Regions from separate parts of the Homo sapiens genome. Here regions 1 and 2 are each linked to region 3. Evidence: read pairs that join two places in POLR2A ChIA-PET (ENCODE). Cell type or tissue: CD4-positive, alpha-beta T cell. All regions are shown on one strand.

Evidence for each region. ChIA-PET counts read pairs that join two places held together with the same protein. Peaks named below come from ENCODE experiments on the same cell type or tissue, not always from the same donor. Only the 100,000 strongest peaks of a DNase experiment are listed, where the experiment ranks them.
Region 1: POLR2A ChIA-PET joins it to region 3 with 10 read pairs; 24 of 35 experiments call an interaction of 5 or more read pairs at or near these places.
Region 2: POLR2A ChIA-PET joins it to region 3 with 20 read pairs; 13 of 35 experiments call an interaction of 5 or more read pairs at or near these places.

Annotation. Positions count from the first base shown.
Region 1 is chr5:80,242,871-80,250,870 of GRCh38, forward strand. The region is part of intron 1 of SERINC5 (serine incorporator 5); the gene reads right to left. Among named protein-coding and RNA genes, the nearest start is that of SERINC5, 9.2 kb to the right of the region's middle. RefSeq lists enhancers at 3,182-3,684, 4,400-4,694, 6,340-6,907. In CD4-positive, alpha-beta T cell, no CTCF peak of the experiment used is centred here; DNase peaks (open chromatin) are centred at 3,321 and 4,571; H3K4me3 peaks cover 997 bases; H3K27ac peaks cover 2,299 bases.
Region 2 is chr5:80,302,925-80,310,924 of GRCh38, forward strand. LOC124900204 (small nucleolar RNA SNORA31) reads right to left here and starts at 3,444; the gene lies at 3,311-3,444. It overlaps LOC124901015 (a long non-coding RNA gene), which reads right to left and starts at 6,578. Exons shown (of 2, transcript XR_007058841.1): 1 at 6,263-6,578; 2 at 5,553-5,840. In CD4-positive, alpha-beta T cell, CTCF peaks have their summits at 4,838 (motif pointing left) and 5,040; a DNase peak (open chromatin) is centred at 4,808.
Region 3 is chr5:80,088,880-80,096,879 of GRCh38, forward strand. No RefSeq gene overlaps it. Among named protein-coding and RNA genes, the nearest start is that of THBS4-AS1, 9.2 kb to the left of the region's middle. In CD4-positive, alpha-beta T cell, a CTCF peak has its summit at 3,113; a DNase peak (open chromatin) is centred at 3,022; H3K27ac peaks cover 1,153 bases.

The sequences.
Region 1 (8,000 bases), 150 kb after region 3:
CAAGATCAGGCCTCTGCATTCCAGCCTAAATGACAGAGCAAGACTGCATCTCAAAATGTTACACATTGTTACATTTCTTCCCTGCTATACAAACCTCTAGTTTTAGTAGGTCAGGGAGACAGATTTGACACTGAGCTCCTATCTCCCTGGCTGCAGCACCCGATTAAAGCCTTCTTCCTTGGCAATCCTTGTCGATCTCAGTCGTGGGCTTTTTGTGTGCTGAGCAGCAGGACCTAGAGAGAACCCCTGGTCTTTAGGCAACATTCATAAGTTCAAGAGTCCCAGGGGGTGGCCCCTTCATTCTTGCTCCTTTAGTTCTACAATTATTTTTTAAACATACCTAATTCCCTATAGTAAATCTTCTTCTTTTTAAAATACCTAGAGTGATGTTGGCTTCCTACACTGAACCCTGACACACTGCATCACCACTTTACAGATAAAAAAAGACTCTTACATAAAACATCTGATTTGCATCCCTTCAACAATCACTAATATTGTTAAAGGGGATTTTATCTCTTTAACAACATTAGGGAGACAAGACAGGAATTTCCCCTACTTAACAAGAAAATTTAAGAACTAGGAACAGTAGTGAGCTCCCCAGCACTGGACAGATTCAAACACAGATGCACACTGAAGAGGGGCATTAAAAAGGACATCTAAGCTTCAGATGGGTCATTAAAAAAAAACAGATGCCTTTTAAGGTATCTTCCAAGAGTTTCTGTGGTTCCATAACCTGCCTCAAAAATCAAGCAAGGCTGGGCATGGTGGCTCACACCTGTAATTCTAACACTTTGAGAGGCCAAGGCAGGAGGATTGCTTAAGCCCAGGAGTTTGGGACCAGCCTGGGCAACATAGTGAGAGCCTGTCTCTATTTAAATAAATAAATAAATAAATAAATAAATAAATAAATAAATAAAACAAAATAAAATAAGCAAGCAGCAAAACCTGGATCTCTCCAGAACCAGACTTGCCTCTACAGAATTTTTCAAAGAACTGAATCCCAGTTGATGAGATTCCACAAACTTTCATAGAAAAAGTAGACGGTGGGGGAGCACAGAAAGTGGGGGATTTCTCTGAAGAAAAAAGGGGATGGAGGGCTACCCTTGGACTCGATTTTGGCAGAACTTAAAGAATAGTTAAACTTCAGCATCCTGCAATTTGGGGGCAGGAAGCTGTTTTCCTACTACCATCCTTTTAGGCCCAGCCCAGACCTCTTTAGGCTCTTAATCTGTGCTTCCTTTTATCTTAAAAGATAATAACCTCCCCTCCCTGGCTTCAGTTCCTCAGCTCCCCAGCATTTCTCTACCTTCTGCTGCCTGGAAACTGAGGCTGCCAAAACCCCCAAGCACTTTTTTTTTTTTTTGAGATGGGGTCTCGTTCTGTCACCCAGGCTGGAGTGCAATGGCACGATCTCGGCTCACTGCAACCTCTGCCTCTCAGGTTTAAGCGATTCTCCAGCCTCAACCTCCTGAGTAGCTGGGATTACAGATGTCTGCCACCAGGCCTGGCTAATTTTTGTATTTTTAGTAGAGATGGGGTTTTACCACGTTGGTCAAGCTGGTCTCAAACTCCTGACCTCAAGTGATACGCTGCCTCAGCCCCCCAAAGTGCTGGGATTACAGACAGGAGCCACCACACCTGGCCTTACTCTTTTTTTTATTTTTGGAAACATGGTCTCGGCCGGGCACAGTGGCTCACGTCTGTAATCCCAGCACTTTGGGAGGCTGAGGCGGGTTGATCAGGAGTTCGAGATCAGCCTGACCAACATGAAGGAACCCCATCTCTACTAAAAAATACAAAAATTAGCCGGGCCTAGTGGCATGCGCCCGTAATCCCAGCTACTCGGGAGGCTGAGGCAGGAGAAACGCTTGAACCCAGAAGGCAGAGGTTGCAGTGAGCTGAGATCGTGCCATTGCACTCCAGCCTGGGTGACAAAGCGAGACTCCGTCTCAAAAAAACAAAAACAAACAAAAAAAGAAACATGGTCTCACTCTGCCGCCCAAGCTGGAGTGTCGCAGATCAAAACTCATCCAGCCTCGACCTCCTGGGCTCAAGCGATCCTCCCACCTCAGCCTCCAGACAAGCCAGCACTCTCAAAAAATCCACAGGCACTGATCTTCGATCTTCCTCTCTCACTTGACTTCAAGTTGTCGTCTGACCAGGCCAGTTGGCTCCACACCTCTCCCCACCCTCCAGGCAGGCTCTACCTTCACTTAATTTCCTTTATTTCCCTGTTGGCTACAGGGAATGTGTGCCTTTTGAATTGGAGATGTTTCTCAAGGTTCCAAGGTTAGGCTTTCCTTCTCGTACTACAGCTGTTTTTTCCTGAGGTGAGATTTCCTTGAGAAGCTGAGAAATGATGGGGACTTTCTTCTTGGAAAAGTGTTCAGGACATAAACAACACAACTGTGTGTGCAACTGCAGGATTGCATGGATCTCTAGAGCCCATTCAGGAAAGAGGACCCACTCTCCCCGTGCTCCCCTGCATGGGCTCATCCACTTCTGGGGGCAAATGTCCCTGCCAAGGGACCCCCAGCTTCTACTCCTTTTCCAAAAGATAAAAGGTGCAAAGCTGAGGCAAACAAACCCTCAATCCAGTCTGTGAAGAAGCACTGGCCCAGGCACAGTCTCATAGGCTAGCAAATTCAGCATCTATTCACAAGTCACTCCCAAGCACAAGCAGGGCTAGCTACATACAGCCTCTGAACTTCATTATTCTAGGCACCCAGTGAATATTTATTTTTTTTTATTTTTTATTTTTTGAGACTGAGTCTCACTCTGTTGCCCAGGCTGGAGTGCAATGGCATGATCTCAGCTCACTACAACCTCAGCCTCCCATGTTCATGCAATTCTCGTGCCTCAGCCTCCTGAGTATCTGGGATTACAGGCATGTGCTATCATGCCTGGCTAATTTTTGTATTTTTAGTAGAGACGGGGCTTCACCATGTTGGCCAGGCTGGTGTCCAACTCCTGACCTCAGGTGATCCACCCGCCTCAGCCCCAAAAAATGCTGGGATTACAGGTGTGAGCCACCACACCTGGCCCCAGAGAATATTTATCAATTGACATTTTACTTTAGGGATTGTCAGCTCTTTAAAAAAAAAAAAAAAAAAAAAAGAGTAACAGCTAACAAAATAAGTCCAACAAAGTCCTAGAGTCCTTAGGGATAAGGCTAGCAAAGCTAAAGAAAAATTACCACTATAGAATCCTATTAGAGCAAACAGTTTCATTACTATGGAAACAAAATACTGCCATTGTTTCTGAGAATGGCAGTGGAGGAGATCAATGAGCATGGAATCAAGAACAAAAGACTGAATTCCTCCCTAGTTGGGGTGAACCACACTCACCAAGGATCAAAGCATTAGGAAATCAGCCCTCCATTAAATTGCTGAGACATAATGTGAGTGCAAAAACAAAACAAAACAAAACAAAAAAATGGAAAAGGCATTCCACAAAGACCTCATGAATTTTGTTTCAAAATGCACTTAGCTAGTTTATAAAAAAATGATACTTAAACACAAGTCTGATTTTCCCATCTTCGCTAGTTATCTTTTCATAAATAAGATTTAAGGGGTTATGCATGTGTTTTTCCTACTTTTGTTTTGACTACACAGTTTTCATGAGAGAGTGAAAATGCTGTCTAATCACTATATACTGTAACCTTACTTCAAAAACCCACAAATTGTTTCAAAATTTACTCTCTGATAAAAACCCACTAAGTCTTTCCACAACAGCTGCTTTCCTTAAACATCAGCAATTTTAATCTCACAAGGCAAACTACGGAAGAAAAGCCAAAAGTAAAATCCTGCTTCCCTTTAAAATTCAAACAGATGTTCTGTGTAATCACACCAACTCAGTATTTGAATTTCCTACTGCCCTATACTGACTCTCAGATTAAGTTCTAAAATGTTTTGAAATATCATTAATATATAAGCTAGAAGAATATGGGGATATTCTCACTGTAAATGTTTTAAAATACATTTTAAGCAGGGCAGCAAAGGTTTACTCTGGGCTACTTGGGATGCCTAATATTTGGGAACAATCACAGTGATTTAGAGAGGTAACTTGATTGATACTGTTCTCAGGATCCAATCATAACCCTAAATTCAACTGCAAACAGCAATATGTAAAATTCACCAACAATGCGGCTTGACTCAGAACACTAAGAAAACACTGGGTCTTTACAATTAGGCAGGTATGGCCACTTAAAGTACTAAAAATAGCTTGGTCAAAGAATTACATCCAATGGCTAGTTCTGTAGACATATCAGCTTATATGAAGACTTCCTTTTTAACATCAAGTTATCACAGATGATCTGGCCACATACTGCTCTGAAATAAAAGTAGACAATGCCATAATTACTGCAGTGCCCTTTCTGAGGCTCTAACTGGTGACTACATTAAAATACCTGGAAAACTGGAAAGTAAAGCTTCCGTGTCTCATAGTCACTCCCAGATACTCAGTATCTGTGGGAAATCTACAGCCTCTATACAGAAAACGAGGGCGGAAAGCAAGCAATGGGGAAGGGGGTGTTACCTTTTATTTAATTAGCACAGAGAGATGAGTCAGAGGCTGCCTTCCACGCCTACAGACTGGCCTCTCCTCAACCGTGCCTACAAAGTCAGACTTGCTGCAGTCCAAAGCTATTTGTCAGCTGGACAGGTCAGCTACAGAGCTGCCCAAGAAAACATATTTGAATGAGCAACCATCAAGCAACTCTCCAACTAAGAGTGCAACCTTCACTCTCCATACTGTTCAAGGTAAGTGACAGAGGATTACCTGACAACCTGAATTTAGCTACACTACACAAAGACACTCCTAAGCCACCCTTCCTGTATCAGCTCACCAGTGAGCTATACAGAGTAGTCCCTCCTTACCCAAGGAGGATGTGTTCCAAGATCCCCAGTGGATGCCTGAAAGTGTGGATAGTACCCAACCCCATATATACTGTGTTTTTTCCTGTATATACATACCTATGAGAAAGTTTTGTTGTTTAAGACAGGGTCTCACTCTGTCACCCAGGCTGGAGTGCAGTGACACAACCATGGCTCACTGCAGCCTCGACCTCCCTGGGCTCAGGTGATCCTCCCACCTCAGCCTCCCAAGTAGCTGGGACTATATAGGCACACACACCACCATGCCCTGGCTAATTTTTGTTTTTTGTAGAGACAGGGTTTCTCCATGTTGCCCAGGCTGGTCTCTAACTCCTGGGCTCAAGTGATCCACCCACCTCAGCCTCTGAAAGTGCTGGGATTACAGGCATGAGCCACCTTGCCTGGCCTCATGATGAAGTTTAATTTCTAAATTAGGCACAGTTAAGAGATTAACAACAATAAGAAATAATAAAATCAAACTCTTATGACACTATGCCAACATCACTACTCTTGCGCTTTGGGGCCACTAAGTCAAATATAGGTGACTTGAACGACTTGAACACAAAGACTGCAATTCTGCGACAGTGGATCTGATAACCGAGATGGCTCCTAAGTGACTAAGGGGTGAGGAGCATAGGTAGACAGCTAGACAGCATGGAGATGCTGGCCAGAATTGATTCACATCCCGGTGGGATGGAGTGAGGTTTCATCACACTATTCAGAACAGGGCATAATTTAAACCTGTGAATTGTTTATTTCTGGAATTTTCCACTTAATATTTTCATACCCCAATAGACCTCAGGTAACTGAAACCACAGAAAGCAAAACTGCAAGTAAAGGGGTACTACCGTATTTAGCCAACATCAACCAAAACACCACCTTGACAGAACAATTATAGGGCACTTTACTGCATTGTGCCCACATCTTTATAAAGATGAACAGGAAAATAAAAGTGCCAGTGCTAGTGATAAGAAACACAGGCCTCAATGTTAATGCAGTGGAAGCAAAGATGGCCACCATCATACAGCAGGAAAACAGTGACTCAACCACCATTTGGACAGACGTTATCTGTGAAAGTAATTGTAAAAAGAAAAGGTCAAAGTTAAAGAAAATGTTGAAAATGACAGAAATATATTGTCAATGATGCCATCTAACAGAGATGAAATTAGGGATTTTTTTTCATTACTTTTGTCCTTTTGGGAATAGAAACACACCCAAACCTCTTAATGCAAAAGCTCATTAAGTGACTTTCACACATTCAACATTAACACCTCTGAAGAAACCATCAGGCCGGGTACGGTGGCTCACGCCTGTAATCCCAGCACTTTGGGAGGCCAAGGCGGGTGGATCACGAGGTCAGGAGATCGAGACCATCCTGACTAACATGGTGAAACCCCGTCTCTACTAAAAATACAAAAAAATTAGCCGGGCGTGGTGATGGGTGCCTGTAGTCCCAGCTACTCGGGAGGCTGAGGCGGGAGAATGGTGTGAACCTGGGAGGCGGAGCTTGCAGTGAGCCGAGATCGCACCACTGCACTCCAGCCTGGGCAACACAGCGAGACTCTGTCTCCAAAAAAAAAAAGAAACCATCAAGTTTGAAGGTAGAAGACTATCTACATATGAATGTAAACCCAGAAAACATTAACAGCTACAATAAGTGGTGGGTGCATGTTAAAAAAAACTTTATCAGTCACCTCATAATTATGCAAAAAGAGTGGGATCAAATACAGCACTTCCAACAAAATCCCAACTTTGCAAAGTAAAATTATAAATATCGGCCGGGCACAGTGGCTCAGTCCTGTAATACCAGCACTTTGGGAGGCTGAGGCGGGCAGATCACCTGAGATCAGGAGTTCAAGACCAGCCTAGCCAACATGGGGAAACCCCATCTCTACTAAAAACACAAAATTAGCTGGGCGTGGTGGCGGGCACCTGTAATCCCAGCTACTCAGGAGACTGAGGCAGGAGAACTGCTTGAACCTGGGAGGCGGAGGTTGCAGTGAGCCAAGATCACGCCATTGCACTCCAGCCTCGGCAACAAGAGCGAAAACTCTGTCTCAAAAATAAAAAAAAATAAAATAATAAATATTAAATATAAGTAACTGACTATAAAGCATCAAAATGTGGTTCTCTCTGGGTAATGATATGTGTGATTTCCCTCTGTTTCACAAATACTTCCCACATTGTTCAAAAAAGTATCATCATGGAAATAATGAATTTTTGTAATTGGATCCCTTCCAGTGGAAGCACCATGTAATATAATGAGGACCTAACATTTCCAATCACTATAAACAAAGAGCAATAGGGAACAAGAGTTCTGTAACCAAAAGAGCTCAACAGGGGGTTCAGCTAGGTCACAATAAGTGCTCTGCTTATAAGAAGAGAGGAAACATCCTTGCAGTAGCCAGGATTTAATTCCAATGCATCAGATGACCCAGTACTAAGTGGTGCAATCAAGTCCACGAAGCAGAAATTCTGTGAGGACTCTCAAAACAAGAGAAAGATCATTACTGAGGAAACATTAATTGAGCTGGGACCTCAAAGTAGAGATTTGGGTTTTACAGTGAAGAAGGAAGGACATTTTGGGGGAAACATCATCATTATTATTATTTTTTGAAACGGAGTCTCGCTGTCTTGCCCAAGCTGGAGTGAAGTGCCATGATCTTGGCTCACAGCAACTTCAGCCTCCCAGGTTCAAGCGACTCTCCTGCCTCAGCCTCCTGAGTAGCTGGGATTACAGGCATATGCCATCACGCCCAGTTAATTTTTATATTTTTAGTAGAGACAGGGTTTCGCCATGTTGGCCAGGCTGGTCTCGAACTCCGCCCACCTGAGCCTCCCAAAGTGCTGGGATTATAGGCGTGAGCCACCATGCCCGGCCTGGAATCATCATTATTGTATGTGGTGTGTAATTTATTTTTTAAATAAGTCTTCTTCATGGACTCTGTGTATGTGGGTGTGTGTTTTAAGCTGCATTATAGGGGCATCAGTTGCCCTGATAAGACCCCTATTCCAGCAAACATTTAATCAAAGGCCACACAGCTGGCCTAATTGCATTTACAGCGACCAACCCTTTGTAACTTTTCACTTTCCTGACTCTTGAGCCACCGCTCACTCCCCTCCTTA
Region 2 (8,000 bases), 210 kb after region 3:
TGGCTTCTTTTGTTTTGTTTGTTTTTTGAGATGGAGTTTCGCTTTTGTTGCCCAGGCTGTAGTGCAATAGTGCAATCTCGGCTCACTGTAACCTCTGCCTCCTGGGTTCAAGCGATTCTCCTGCCTCAGCCTCCCAAGTAGCTGGGATTATAGGCATGCGTCACCAAGCCCGGCTAATTTTTTGTATTTAGTAGAGACAGGGTTTCACAATGTTGGTTAGGCTGGTCTCAAACTCCTGACCTTAGGTGATCCACACGCCTCGGCCTCCCAAAATGCTGGGATTACAGGTGTGAGCCACCGCCCTGGCCAACAGCATCTTTTCATGTTCTTATTTGTCATTCATATATCTCCTCTGTTGAAGTGTTCTATTCAGATATTTTGTCCATTTAAAAAATTGAGTTCTTTTCCTATTGTTGCATTTGAAGAATTCTTTATATATTGGATATATGTCCCTTATCATGTAAACCAAAAAGTATCTGAGACAAGTCTCAATCAATTTAGAAGCTTATTTTGCCAAGGCTAGGGATTGTGACTGGTGACACAGCCTCAGGAGGTCCTGGGAACATGTGCCCAAGGTGGTTGGGTTACAGCTTGACTCTATACCTTTTAGGGGGACAGAAGTTATAGGCACACATCAATCAATGTAAGGTGTACATTGGTTCAGTCTGGAAAAGTGGGACACACCTGTAATTCCAGCTACTCGGGAGGCTGAGGCAGGAGAATCGCTTGAACCCGGGAGGTAGAGGTTGCAGTGACCTGAGATCACACTATTGCACTCCAGTCGACAGAGCAAGACTCCGTCTCAAAAAAAAAAAAAAAGAAAAAGAAAAAGAAAATTGGGACAACTTGAAGTGAGGACGGGGACGGTTCCTGGTCATAGGTGGATTCAAAGATTTTATGGTTGGCAGTTGGTTGAAAAAAATTATGTTATTATCTAAAGACCTGGAATCAACAGAAAGGAACTCTGGATTAAGATAAGCGGTTGGCCAAGTGCGGTGGCTCATGCCTGTAATCCCAGCACTTTGGGAGGCCGAGGTAGGTGGATCACCCGAGGCCCAGGAAATCGAGGCTGCAGTGAGCTGAGATTGCACCACTGCCCTCCAACCTGGGTGATAGAGTGAGACCCTGTCTCAAAAAAAAGGTGCTAGACTCTTAGTTAATCTCTCCTGAGTCAGGAAAAGTTCTGGAAAGGGAAGGAGGTTCTCTACAGAATGTAGATTTCCCCCATAAGAGTCGTTTTGCAGGGCCATTTAAAAAATACATCAAGGAAGCCGGGCACGGTGGCTCACACCTGTAATCCCAGCACTTTGGGAGGCCGAGGCGTGTGGATCACGAGGTCAGGAGATTGAGACCATCCTGGCCAACATGGTGAAACCCAGTCTTTAATAAAAATACAAAAATTAGCTAGGCGTGGTGGTGCGTGCCTGTAATCCCAGCTACTCGGGAGGCTGAGGCAGGAGAATCACCTGAACCAGGGAGTCAGAGGTTGCAGTGAGCCGAGATCATGCCACCGCATGCCAGCCTGGTGACAGAGACTCCATCTCAAAAACAAAAACAAAAAAAACCCAAAAAATATATATTTCAGGGTAAAATACTTCACTTTCAGGGCCTGCTATCTGGCATGTGATGTTATACTAGAGTCAGGTTGGAATTTGGTGTATTATTGCTACGAAGAGTCAGCTTTGTTAGCTGACAGTTTAAAAGCTCTGTTTTAATGTTAATGCTGGTCAGCTGTGCCTAAATTCCAAGGAGAGAGGGTATAACGAGGCAATCACTTCAACAAATCCCTTCTTCCCATCACGGCCTGAAATAGTTTTTCAGGCCTCCTTTGGAATGCCCTTGGCTGATGGGGGTCCATTCACTTGGTTCAGAGTCTGAGAATGTTATTTTTGGTGTAGGATCATATATACCAAAATCTACTGCAGAAGATTTTATAGGCAGATTTTATACGTAATTTGCAATTTTTTCTTCCAGTCTGTGGCTTGTCATTTTGTTCACAATGTCTTTCACAAGTGAAAGTTTTTAATTTCTAGAACGTCCAATTTATTAAATCTTTCTTTCATAGATTATGCTTTTGGTATTGTATCTAAAAAGTCATTGCCAAATCAGGAGTCACAAAGACTTTCTCCTGTGTTTTCTTCTAGCCGTTTACAGCTTTGTATTTCATATTTAATTTTTTTTTTTTTTTTTTGAGACAGGGTCTCTCTCTGTCACCCAGGTTGGAGTGCAGTGGCACGATCTCTGCTCATTGCAACCTCCGCCCCCCTGGGCTCAAGCGATCTTCCCACCATAGCCTCCCAAGTAGCTGGGAGTTGCCATGTTGCCCAGGCTGGTCTCGAACTCCTGAGCTCAGGCAACCCGCCCACCTCAGGCTCCTGAAGTGTTGAAATTACAGGCGTGAGCCACCGTGCCCGGCCTGTATTTCATATTTAAATCTATGATTCATTTAAAGTTAATTTTCGTCTAAGGTGTGAGATATGTGTCAAAGTTTATTGTTTTTGCATATAGATGTCCAATTTGTTCATCACCATTTGCTGAAAAAGACTATTTCTTCATTGAATTGCCTTTCTATCTTTGATAAAAATCAGTTGACTATATTAGTGTGGTTCTATTTCTGAGCTCTCTCTTTTGTTTCACTGGTTTATGTGTCTGTCCTTTCTTTTTTTTTTTTTTGAGACGGAGTTTCCGCTCTTGTTGCCCAGGGTGGAGTGCAATGGAACGACCTTGGCTCTCTGCAACCTCTGCCTCCCAGGTTCAAGCAATTCTCCTGCCTCAGCCTCCCAAGTAGCTGGGATCAAATGCATATGCCGCTACAGCTGGCTGATTTTGTATTTTTAGTAGAGATGGGGTTTCACCATGTTGGCCAGGCTGGTCTCAAACTCCTGACCTCAGGTGATCCACCCTCCTTGGGCTCCCAAAGTGCTGGGATTACAGGCGTGAGCCATTGTGCCTGACTTTATGTGTCTATCCTTTCACACTGCCTTGATCACTGTCAGTGAATATGAGCCTTCCTACTTCATTCTCCTTTTCCAAGATTGCTTTGGTTATTCTAGATCCCTTGAATTTCCATATGAATTTTAGGATCAGCTTGTCGATTTCTTCCCCCCACAGTCCCCAACTGGCTTGCTTTTCATTGTCTTAACCTTCAAGCTTTTACTTAAGTGTAATCAACCAGGTGAGGGTGGTAGGAGGTATTTCTCAACACTTCTCATGTATACTCAAATTTTGGGTTCTTGTTTGGAGTAAAACAGGCTCTTCACTGTTTACAAGGTTATTTCTGATCTGCGAAACTTCTCTGTCCATATTTTTCCTCTGTTTTCCTCTATTCAGTCTTGGCTACCACAATAAGACAGACAGAAAGGACAATGACACCTTTTTCTTGCATCTGTAGTGAGAACCTTAGCAGCACCCAGTAATTGCACTAGGTCTGTCAAACAGATGTATAGCTTGTCAATTTTGGCAAGAGGCAGCTGGGATTTTGAAAGGGATTATGTTGAATCAGTGAATCAATTTAGGAAATATTGCTATCTTAACAATATTAAGTCTCCAAATCCATGAAAGTGAGATATTTTTCCATTTATTTGAAGTTTTAATATCGTTCAACACTGTTTTAGAGTTTTCAGAAGTATTGCACTTCTTTTGTTACATTTATTTCTATGTAGAGTTGATTCTCATCATTTGCAGCAATCACAATCTATGAAGTCACTCCAAACATTGAACTAGTGATTACTATAGCTTTTGGAGCAATACACAGTGAGGTTCTTGTGAGCCTCCGGTCTCAACATTTTTGTCAGTTGAAATGCCATTTGTGTTACATAGGTTTGTTTGCCAGTGCCCTTGTAAAACAAGCCAGTCCCATCAGTGTTGAAAGCCTGCTCTTCCTCATAATCCTCTTTCTTTTTTTTTTTTTTTTGAGACAGCGTCTCACTCTGTTGCCCAGGCTGAGTGCAGTGGTGCCATCTCGGCTCACCACAACCTCTGCCTCCCAGGTTCAAGTGATTCTCCTGCCTCAGCCTCCCAGGTAGCTGGGATTACAGGTGAGTGCCACCACATCCAGCTAATTTTTGTATCTTTAGTAGAGATGGGGTTTCACCATATTGGCCAGGCTGGTCTCGAACTCCTGACCTCAGGTGATCCACCCACCTCGACCTCCCAAAGTGCTGGGATTACAGGCGTGAGCCACTGCACCTGGCCTCATAATCCCTTTTCTGTATAACACTTAGCAGGTATTTTTAAAAATTCTTCTGTAGCCTCCTGTCTGCAGAACCTGCCTCTCCAGCAACTTTAAAGAGGCAGGAGACTTGGACTCTGATCCCAACTCTCATCATAACTAGCTGTAACGTTGGGCAAGTCTCTTAGAAAAAAGAAAAAAGACTTTGGATGAGAATATCACTAAGGTTCCACTTTATAGAGTTCAGGTATTATGCCACCTAAAAAGGTAACATTTGTGGCCGGGCGCGGTGGCTCACGCCTGTAATCCCAGCACTTTGGGAGGCTGAGGCGGGTTGATCACGAGGTCAGGAGATCGAGACCATCCTGGCTAACATGGTGAAACCCCGTCTCTACTAAAAAAAAAATACAAAAAATTAGCCGGGCGTGGTGGCGGGTGCCTGTAGTCCCAGCTACTCGGGAGGCTGAGACAGGAGAATGGCATGAACCCGGGAGGCGGAGCTTGCAGTGAGCCGAGATCGCGCCACTGCGCTCCAGCCTGGGCGACAGAGTGAGACTCCTCCGTCTCAAAAAAAAAAAAAAAAAAAACAAACAAAAAGTAACATTTGTAGAGTAATTTTTAAAGCTCATAGCACCACCTGGTGGTTACAGAAAAGGACACGCTCCGGAAAGGAGATTCTGTATGTTTTGATTTTTGAATAAAAATTTCAATTTTCAGATAATTTCCCCTCTAAACTGGCTACCTATAGGTGCACTACTACATCTAAACGCATCATAAAATTATGCTTAAAATCTCACCCTGCATAGAATTCCTTGCGAATGTAAAGACTCTAACCCTTGGATAGTTATCACCAATCAGCAGCTATTATTCTCTCTTTTTATTTATTTATTTATTTATTTATTTATTTATTTATTTTGGAGAGATAACATCTCACTATGTTGCCCAGGCTGGTCTCGAACTCCTGTACCCAAGAGATCCTCCCACTTCAGCCTCCCAAAGTAATAGGATTACAGGTGTGAGCCACCATGCCCTGCCAGCTATTATTCTTTGGTTTTAAAGAAACCTATTAAACAATTACATAAAATAAATTTTTTATTATACCAAAACATTTCCATATTAAAGTTTTTCATATGAGAAATGACTCTGTCAGAGGCACCAACAGATGCCTACCACATTGGGCATAAAACACAATAATAACAGTTTATATCTATTTGTGTTTGTCTTATTTCTAATCATTATTAGATTGAGGTGATGCAATTTTGGTAAAAATGCCACAGAAGTGGTAAGTTCTTAGTGTATCATTTTGAAGCAGCATCGTCTGTGGTAAACACCTGGGGTTCGTCATCTTGCGCCAAGAAAATTAAGGACAGGGACATGTGGGTGGGTTAAGGAGTGTAAAGTTTAATAGGTAGAAGAAAGGAAAGAGGAGAGCAGCTCCTTGGGTGACAGAGGCTGGAAAACAGAGAATAGCAGCTGATTGCCGCAGATTTTATAGGCAGGCTTGAGAAGGCGGCAGCGTGTGATTTACCCGGGCTCACATATTGGTTTGACCAGGTGTGACACTTACATAGAGGCCGGGGAAAGCTGGTCGCCCCACCCTAATCTTGTTATGCAAATGAGCTTTCCACTGGGCTGGCGCCATCTTGTCTGTTCCTTATGGTACACGTGGCTGGCAAAAAGAGAAGACAGAGCCACCATTTTGAACATTCCTAGTCCTAGGTCATATATTCCTATGGGCACAACTGCTGGCATTCACCCGTGCACGCTTCCAGCTTGCTGCTGTCTGCAGCTCGATTTTACAGGCTGCTCTTTGTTAGAAAGGGAAATGATTTGGGGGCTGCTTTTTTTTTTTTCTTAAGACGGAGTCTTGCTCTGTCACACCCAAGCTGGAGTGCAGTGGTGGGAATCTCAGCTCTCTGCAACCTCTGCCTCCTGGCTTCAAGCGATTCTCCTGCCTCAGCCTCCTGCGTAGCTGGGATTACAGGCGCCTGCTATCACGCCCGGCTAATTTTTTGTATTTTTAGTAGAGACAGGGTTTCACCATGTTGGTCAGGCTGGTCTCAAACTCCTAACCTCAGGTGATCCACCCACCTCGGCTTCCCAAAGTGCTGGTGTGTCCGAAATTGGTGGGTTCTTAGTCTCGCTGACTTCAATAATGAAACCACGGACCCTCGCGGTGAGTGTTACAGTTCTTAAAGATGGTGTGTCCGGAGTTTGTTCCTTCTGATGTTCGGACGTGTTCAGAGTTTCTTCCTTCTGGTGGGTTTGTGGTCTCACTGGTTTCAGGAGTGAAGCTGCAGATCTTCACGGTGAGTGATACAGCTCATAAAGGCAGCAGCAAGATTTATTGCAAAGAGCGAAAGAACAAAGCTTCCGCAACGCGGAAGGGGACCTGAGTGGGTTGCCACTACTGGCTAGGGCAGCCTGCTTTTATTCCCTTATCTGGCCCCACCCACATCCTGCTGATTGGTCCATTTTACAGAGAGCTGATTGGTCTGTTTTGACAGGGTGCTGATTGGTGCATTTACAATCCTTTAGCTAGACGCAAAAGTTCTCCAAGTCCCCACTAGATTAGCTGGGCACAGAGCACTGATTGGTGCGTTTACAAACCTTGGGCTAGACACAGGGTGCTGATTGGTGCGTTTACAATCCTCCAGCTAGACATAAAAGTTCTCCAAGTCCCCACCAGATTAGCTAGATACAGAGTGCTGATTGGTGCATCCGCGAACCCCGAGCTAGACGCAGAGTGCTGATTGGTGCATATAGAATCCTCTGGCTAAACATAAAAGTTCTCCAAGTCCCCACCTGACTCAGGAGCCCAGCTGGCTTCGCCTAGTGGATCCCGTGCCAGGGCCATGGGCTGAGCTGCCCGCCAGTCCCGCACCAGGCGCCTGCACTCCTCAGCCCTTGGGCGGTAGATAGGACCGGGTACCGCAGAGCAGGGCGCGGTGCCCGTTGGGGAGGCTCGGCCGCGTGGGAGCCCACCACGGGAGGCTCAGGCATGGTGGGCTGCAGGTCCCGAGCCCTGCCCCGGGCGGGAGGCCACTGAGGCCTGGCGAGAATTCGAGCGCAGCACGGGTGCGCTGGCAGTGCTGGGGGACCTGGCTCACTCTCTGCAGCTGCTGGCCTGGGTGCTAAGCCCCTCACTGCTGGGGGCTGGCGGTGCTGGCTGGCCGCTCCAAGTGTGGGGCCACTGAGTCCGTGCCCACCCGGAACTCGTGCAGCCCTGGTTCCCACTGGCGCCTCTCCCTCCACACCTCTCTGCAAGCAAAGGGAGCCAACCAGCCCAGAGAGGGGCTCCCACAGTGTGGTGGCGGGCTGAAGGGCTCCTCAAGCACGGCCAGAGTGGGCGCCAAGGCTGAGAAGGCCCTGAGAGTGAGTGAGGGATGCCAGCATGTTGTCACCTCTCACTGGGATTACAGGCATGAGCCACCGTGCCCGGCCCTGGGGCTGCTTTTCATTAAAAGGGAAACCTTACCCAGGATTTCTGTATCCTATCTGCCTAAGTAATTTCTTTTTAAACTCCTATATCAATACAAAAGGGTACATTATGTCAATATGTCTAATTTCTGGTTATGTTAGCTTTGATCATTAAGACAGCTATCTACTGGGTTTATCCACTATGAAGTTACTATCTTTTCGTTTGTATTTAACAAACATCTTGTTAATTACTTTGAGACTATGGGGAGACATTTTGAGACTATGCAAATATCCTGTTTCTCTCTCCTAATTTTAGTACTCATAGGTGGATCTTGCCTGTAACAATTATTACAGTGGTGTTCTAAGGATGGTTTCTGTTTTCCTCATTCCTTTCCTATATATTAATGGG
Region 3 (8,000 bases):
AATCAAAAGCTTACAAGTGATTATAAATTTTGCTATAAAGTAATAAGTAGATTTGTATATTTATAGATGTAGTAGAGTCGTAAGATTTTTAAGTTGAACTTCTATACTTAAGGTTTTGTAATTTGTAACTTTAATCAAACATTAATTTTAAAAACCAGTCACCATAAATTGTGTTTTCTGTGTATGAAAGCTACCCTTATAAGCAAATAACAAAATCAATAAAAAACAGCACAGTGACAGTCAGCACTGATTTTTTTTTTATTGAGGGGTGGAGATCTGGAGAACTGCATCCTCAATTCCAAATAAGGGGCTAACAATCATCCCAGAACACTGCCCTTTTCTACATTGGGGACTGTCACCGCACAGAGGGATTAAGGACCTTGATTCAGCTCTCCCTGACTCCAGGGCATCACCAAGCAGCTGGCTGCAGCAACGCTGGGGGCCTGAGCTATCCTGCTGTCAGCTCTCAAACCCCTCATTTTCCAGGACACATGGCCTGAAGAATGCACTAGCCCCAACTTGGGGCCCTGGTGTGGCGATGTGGCAAGGAGCACCTCTCTCTTCTCCCTACTACATCAAAAATTTTAAGGATGCCTAAACATGTCTGCTTATCTGGAGGGCTGGGGTGAATGAGACGTCCAGAATGAAAGCTCTCCTATTCTGACTGCGCCACCTGACTGAGAAGTAACTTTAGCTTATTTCCTTGGCTCATCATAAAAGAACGAAAAGTATTTTCCTCACATTGTCTACCTCCTCAACTATGGAGTGGACATGCATCCACGCCTTCAACTCAGGTCTTTGAGAAAAACAACTTTATTTCCCAAATTTCACCTTGTTTTTCTTCTGAGAACTTATTGTGCCAAACTCAAGAGAAACATAACCTCAGTCTTTCTTGGGGTTCCCATTCTTCTTCCAGAATCAAGACTCTAGGATGTCTTCTCAGAACCAAGGTGTTTGGGGAGGGGGACATCTATCCACACAGATTCCTTCTAACGTGACCATAGTCAGCACCCACCCCCCATACTCTAACAGACCACACTGGGGACCTCAAATCTGTGTGAACCTTTGCAGCCATTCCTTTACTGGCCCCTTACCTATGGACTGCAGAAAGCTCCCACAGGCCTCCCTTCCTTCTCTCTCAGCATGGGAGAATCCTTCTCAAGTATGAGGAGGGAAGCCTTATTCTCCCTTTTGCTTTTGGCCAAGAAATCTTATCCATTCCCGGTGTTCCTTCACTTACGCCCTGCTATGACTTGAATGTGCCCCCTGAAGTTCATGTGTTGGAAACTTAATCCCTAATACAACACTTTTGAAAATTAAGGCCTAGTGGGAGGTGTTTAATTCATGAGGGCAGAGCCCTTGTGAATGGATTAATGTCAGTTATAAAAGACCTTGAGGCTGTGAGTTCCATTTCTTGCTCTCTTATACTCTCTGCCCCTCCATCTTCCACCAGGGGATGACACAGCACAAAGGTCTTTACCAGATACCAGCACTTGATCTATCTTGGACTTCCCAACCTCCCATGTAAAATAAATTTCCTTTCTTTGTAAGTCACCCCATCTATGGTATTCTGTTATAGCAATACAAAATGGACTAAGACACTCCCACAAACCCCAGACTTCGACTATGGGCTTAGCTCTGGGTACACAAAAACTAGAACAGTTTGCAAGCTGGCTCTGACTCACACCACCACAGCCTCACTGAAATAGTGGGCCCAGAGTCCACTCTGCCAGAATGGGAGGACTGGGGCAAAGGGAAATATGAAAAGGAAATGGGTCAATATCTCAAAGTGCTACCACAACATATTGTGAACAACTTCAATAGCTAATTTTAAAAAATTCTTTTTTAGAAATGAGGTCTCACTATGTTACCCAGGCTGGTCTCACACTCCTGGGCTCAAGCAATCCTCCCACCTCAGCCTCCCAAAGTGCTGGGATTACAGGCATGAGCCACCACACGTGGCCTCCTACTGTTTAGATTTGTTCCTAAAAGATGCCTATGTTTAAACCAGGCCAGATCACTCACCCTAGAAATTCCACAAATAACCAATGAGCTGATGGCTCCAGGCAGACGGGTGGCTGAGCCCAGTTCCCATCCTGGCCTGGAGGAGGAGACCTAGGAAGTCACAGCTTAGGATACACTGGGGCGGGCGGGAAGGTTTGCTTTTATCCATCATCCAAGCTGTGATTCAGCGCATAAGTCTCCCTTTCATTAAGTTTAACTTGTTGAGTAACATTAAATTTATATACTGCAAAGCACAATAGAATTTCACTGCTGTGAACATACGCGTTCACAAGCATCATCCAACTAAGTGTGAGCATCTGCTGCCTCATTGGGGGTATTTACTAGTCATTCATTATTTATTTATTTATTTATTTTTGAGACGGAACCTTGCTCTGTCGCCCAGGCTGGAGTGCAGTGGTGTGATCTCGGCTCACTGCAAGCTCCGCCCCCCGGGTTCACACCATTCTCCTGTCTCAGCCTCCCGAGTAGCTGGGACGACGGGCACTCGCCACCACTCCCGGCTATTTTTTTTTGTATTTTTAGTAGAGACGAGGTTTCACCGTGTTAGCCAGGATGGTCTCGATCTCCTGACCTTGTGATCCGCCCATCTCGGCCTCCCAAAGTGCTGGGATTACAGGCGTGAGCCACCGCGCCCGGCCTAGTTATTTATTTTGCAGCACCTATTAGAGTAAACAGTAGCAGATATCTAATGTCTAAGAAAAATTTATGGAAGGAAGATTTGAACGAAAAATTTTCTCCATTAGCATATTTTTAAGGAGTTTTCCTCACAACAATTCCATCCCACTCCTACCCCTCCTACCAGAATTCTGAGGATCAGGGCTTGAGAACTAACATCTCCAAAGTCCCAGTAGCTCTGTGGTTTTCTACAGGCTCCTGGAGGATAAGGACCGTGCCATGTTTATCTCACCCTCCACCTCTCAATAAAGTACAAATTTGTGGAATTGGCGAGGCCAAGAGGCCTCAAATTCTTGTATCTTTCATATCATCCACTAGGGGGCAGCAATCCTCTAAAAATAGCCCCTAAACCAGCCACTTTTTTAGCTAAAAGATGACTAAATTTCATTAAAAGTAGAATAACAAACGCCTGTAATCCCAGCACTTTGGCAGGCCGAGGCGGGCGGATCACGAGGTCCGGAGACCGAGACCATCCTGGCCAACACGGTGAAACCCCATCCCTACTAAAAATACAAAAATTAGCTGGGTGCGGTGGCTTGCGCCTGTAGTCCCAGCTACTCTGGAGGCTGAGGCAGGAGAATCGCTTGAACCCGGGGAGCGGAGGTTGCAGTGAGCTGAGACCGCGCCACTGCACTCCAGCCTGGGCAACAGAGCAAGTATGTGTCTCAGGAAAAAAAAAAAAAAAAAAAAGAATAACAACAACTACAATTTATTAAACACTTACTCTGCTCCTAGCACTATGTTATATGCTAATAGTTCAGGGCTTAAGAACAATTTTATTGGCCAGGAGTGGTGTCTCATGCCTGAAATCTTACCACTTTGGGAAGGTGAGGCAGGAGGATCGCCTCAGCTCAGGAATTTGAGACCAGCCTGGGCAACATAGTGAGACCTATCTCTACTGAGAATGTTTTAATAATTCGTCAGGCATGGTGGTGTGCACTGTAGTCCCAGCTACTTGGGAGGCTGAGATGGGAGGATTACTTGAGCCTGAGTGGACAGGCTGCAGTGAGCTATGATTGCACCCCTGCCCTTCAGCCTGGGTGACAGAGCAAGACCCTGTCTAAAAAAAAAGAACTCTTATTTATCAAAACGAACATCTCAACAAAAAGCAACAACCACCACATAGGAAGGAAACCACCACCTAAACGTGAATTATTGCAACTTAGTCTCTGAACGAACACTGAAGCCTCGCTTTCTTTTAGGTATTGCTTCGCAAAGACTTCTGCCTTGTCCCTCAGCCTAAATTCACAGGATAGAGTCTTCTCCATGAGCAAAGCAAAGAGCCATTCATCTATCCACTCATCATTCACTCATTCTTCAGACACACACTGAGCAATTACTACATACCAGGCACTGTGCTAGATACTGGGAGGGATTTTAAAAGTACACAAAGCCAGTCCATTTTAGTCCAGGCCTCTGTATGACTGAAAGCCTTTGTCTTACTATTAATAATACTGATCATAACTGCAAAATTATAGTGTAGTTTAGAATTAAATGAACCTGGCCGGGCGCAGTGGCTCAAGCCTGTGATCCCAGCACTTTAGGAGGTGGAGGCGGGCAGATCACTTGAGGTTAGGAGTTTGAGACCAGCCTGGGCAACATGGCAAAACCCATCTCTACTAAAAATACAAAAATTAGCCACGTGTGGTGGCATGCACCTGTAGTCCCAGCTACTTGGGAAGCTGAGACAGGAGAATCACTTGAACCTTGGATGCAGAGGTTGCAGTAAGATTGTGCCACTGCACTCCAGCCTGGGCAGCAGAGGGGGATTCCATCTCAAAAAAAAAAGAATTAAATGCACCTCAAAGCCAACCACTAGATTCTCTCGCTCTGTTTAGAAGACATTTGTTTGTTGTAAGAACCCAGACTTAATCCTGAGAGGTTTTAGCGGGGTCTAAAGAGAGCCTCGTCCTAAACATCCCTGCCAGGAAGAACACTTCCAGGGAGCAGGGGGCAGGCAGCTTCCTGGCCCAGGACAGTCTGCATGACCTAAATTACTTGAGTCAAAAATTCTTTGGGCCATATAGTGTTTTGGTGGTTGCTGTTGGGTTTTCTATTTGCTAACTTGAGCAAACATTTAAAATTTGAGTGTTTTTAGACAAAAACCTGGATTTCCAACTTCTCTTTAAAAAGTCAAAAGCTCCAGCCTCCATCTGCATTCACGCACAGGAACCTTGAAAAGGGCCTGTGTTGTCCATGCACCGCAGTGTCCACACATGTAAGTTTCTACCTGACTCTGTAAGTGATCGAGTATGAGAGTCCGTACTTGGGATTTCCCAGGTACCCTGTGCGGCCTGCAGGGGATATGGAGAAGGTTGGGACTCAACCCCTCTTGTGGCAGGCCAGGTCTCACGAATAGCTAAACAGGCAGGCCTCCATGACAACTGTTTCAGCACTGACTGAGTGCTTAGGTTAAACATTAAAGGCTGCAAGAGCCAGTGTCCTTACACAAAGGCTGGAATGTGACAAAAGCCACCAAGAGTCTTGCCTAGGCCTTTCCTGGGCCTTGAAGCATGACAAGATAACAAAGAAATTCTTACATTCCTCGTACCCACGTTTAGGATTAAACACGTTTTATTAGGGGTCAGCAAAGAACTCCCCAGACCGCCATAACTCAGCGGGAGGCAAGATAAGGGTAATCACCCCCAGCACCTGGACCCATCTAGATTAAATAAACTTACTGAGGCTCCGGAGGAAGGTCTCCAGGACTCAGATCTTAGTTATGGATTACAGGGAATCAGTCACTTGTGTCTTTTGATGAATCCACACTTACATGTAGACATATAGCTTCATATAAGCACTGGAAAACTTTGTAAATATGAGTCGGTCTGGTGATATTTTCCTGGCCTTCTGCCTGTACCGGGTTACAGAAATAAACTCTCTTCTTTCCCAGTTTATCTGCATCTCATTACTGGGCCATGAGAACAAGCAGCCCAACCCTCAGTTCAGTCTGGGAACACTCTGGCTAACAACCTGTTAGGGGTTGTCACCACTGCCTGGAGAGGATAGGGGTACACTGGGGGCCAGCCGACAGGAGCTGAGGTCTCAGGTAGAAGATTCCTACCTTATCAATAGATGGAAAGAGATTCAAACCCAGCATCACTGACTCTGGTTCCAAAATCTGAAATTCTTTTATAGCGACAGCACACATTCACCAGGTATGCAGAGAAGAGTTAACAGCAGGTCCGAGATGGCTGCTGATCTTTAGTTAGAAAGGCCTAATTGCAAAGTTGGCCCTTGGCTGGTATCTGAGCACTTGGCTTTCCAGAGTGTTCCCACCATTTCTGAAACTGATAAGAGTGGTTCACCATGTCTTGACTGTACAGTGTGGTTTATGCTGAGCATCTGCTTTCTTTCTGGGAGTTGGAATTTTGGTACATGGTAGGGAGAAGGTGCCTACAAGACGAGACCCTAATAAAAACCCTGGGTGTTGAGTCTCTAATGAGCTTCCCTTGTGGCCAACATTTCATATCCCTTGTCACAACTCATTGCTGGGGAAATTAAGCACATATTATGTGACTTCCACCTGGAGAAGACTCTTGGTAGCTTGCCCCCCTGGTTTTCTCTGGACTTGGCCCCATACACTTTTCTTTCTTTTTTTTTTTTGGTGCTGATTTTGCCCTGTATCCTTTCACTGTAATAAATTATAACTGTAAGAATAACTAGATGCTGAGTTATGCTTCAGCCAATCACTAGATTCTATTTAGAGGGCATTTGTTTATTTGAAGAACTCAGACTTACTTAATCCTGAGAGTTTTTACCTGGGTCCAAAGAGAGCCTTGTTCTAAACATCCCTGTCTAGAAAGCCTCCGATGAGACTTTCTAGCAAACCACTTAAATGTAGTGGTCTTGGAGACCCCGAAACATCAGTCAACTATCTCCAACAACTGAAAGAGGCTTTGGGCTTACAAAGTGCAAAGAATAATTGAGGTGCTAGGTCATCACAGGCATCACTAATGAGAAAATAATGGAAAACAGGGGCCTAAAAGTTGAGGCCAATCACCACAAAACACCTGCAGAGCTGGAGAAGCAAAACTCAAAGTGGAGACCCCTGAGATTGGACACATGACAAGGGACAGAGTCTAACTGAAGTGGTTTATTTGGTTAGTCTCATACCTAGAGAAATTTAAGGTGAGGCAGTCACCCCCAATACCAGCTCTACCCTTCTTTCATAGTCATAGTGTCCCAAATTTTTGCAGGAACCCAGATGCCCAGAATAAAAGATTATACTTCCCAGGTGAGTTGTGGCCATCTAAGTTCTGATCAGTGGCATATAAGCAAAAAAGTTCATGGTAGCTTCTGGGAATCTTCTTCTAAAGAGGGTTAATTTTTTTTTTTTTTTTTAAATGGAGTCTCACTCTGTTGCCAGGCTGGGGTGCAGTGGTGCAATCTTAGCTCACTGCAACCTCCGCCTCCCGGGTTCAAGTGATTCTCCTGCCTCAGCCTCCCAAGTAGCTGGGATTACAGGCATGCACCACCACACCCGGCTAGGTTTCACCATGTTGGCCAGGATGGTCTCGGTCTCTTGACCTCATGATCTACCTGCCTCGGCCTCCGAAAGTGCTGGGATTACAAGCGTGAGTCACCACGCCCAGCCAGATCATTAATATTTCTTATTCGTCCTCTTATCCCTCCTCCTAGGCTGGAATATGGATATAATAGCTGGAGTTCCAGAGGCTGTCTTGAGTTGATGAGAAAGCCTTGGGAATAGAAGCGTCATCACAGAGAACAAGATAGAACTGACACCGTGGAGTAACATACCAGTAACAGACCATAAGATTTCTATCACTGGACTTTGTGGACATGAAAAATCTCCATCTGTTCTTGGGGCTTTACTGTTACTTCCAGCTAAATTTAATCCTCCTTAATGCAAAAGAAATTCCGGATGGGGAAGTGTTTATAAAGTCATGTATCCAGAACCATAGACTCACCAAATCTTAGATCTGAAGAGTCATCAGGAAGCTTTTTGTTTCAGCCTTTTCATTTTACAGTTGGAAAAACTGAGGCCTAGTCACCTCTGTGGTTTGTCAGGGTTACATGGCTAGTTAGGAGCAAAACTGAGGCCAGATCCCAGGTTTTGGGGCTACAGGCTCATGGTTCTCATTTTCCTGCTATGAGAACTGCCTCAGGTAGGCCAGGGCAGGGGTAAAGTCCAAAAGGGGGTTTCTGTCTAGAGGACTCAAAGAAAAAGCAGTGTCGGATTGCCGTAGCTCACGCCTGTAACCCCAGCACTTTGGGAGGTCGAGGCAGGTGGATCGCTTGAGCCCAGGAGTTTGAGACCAGCCTGGGCAACATGGTAA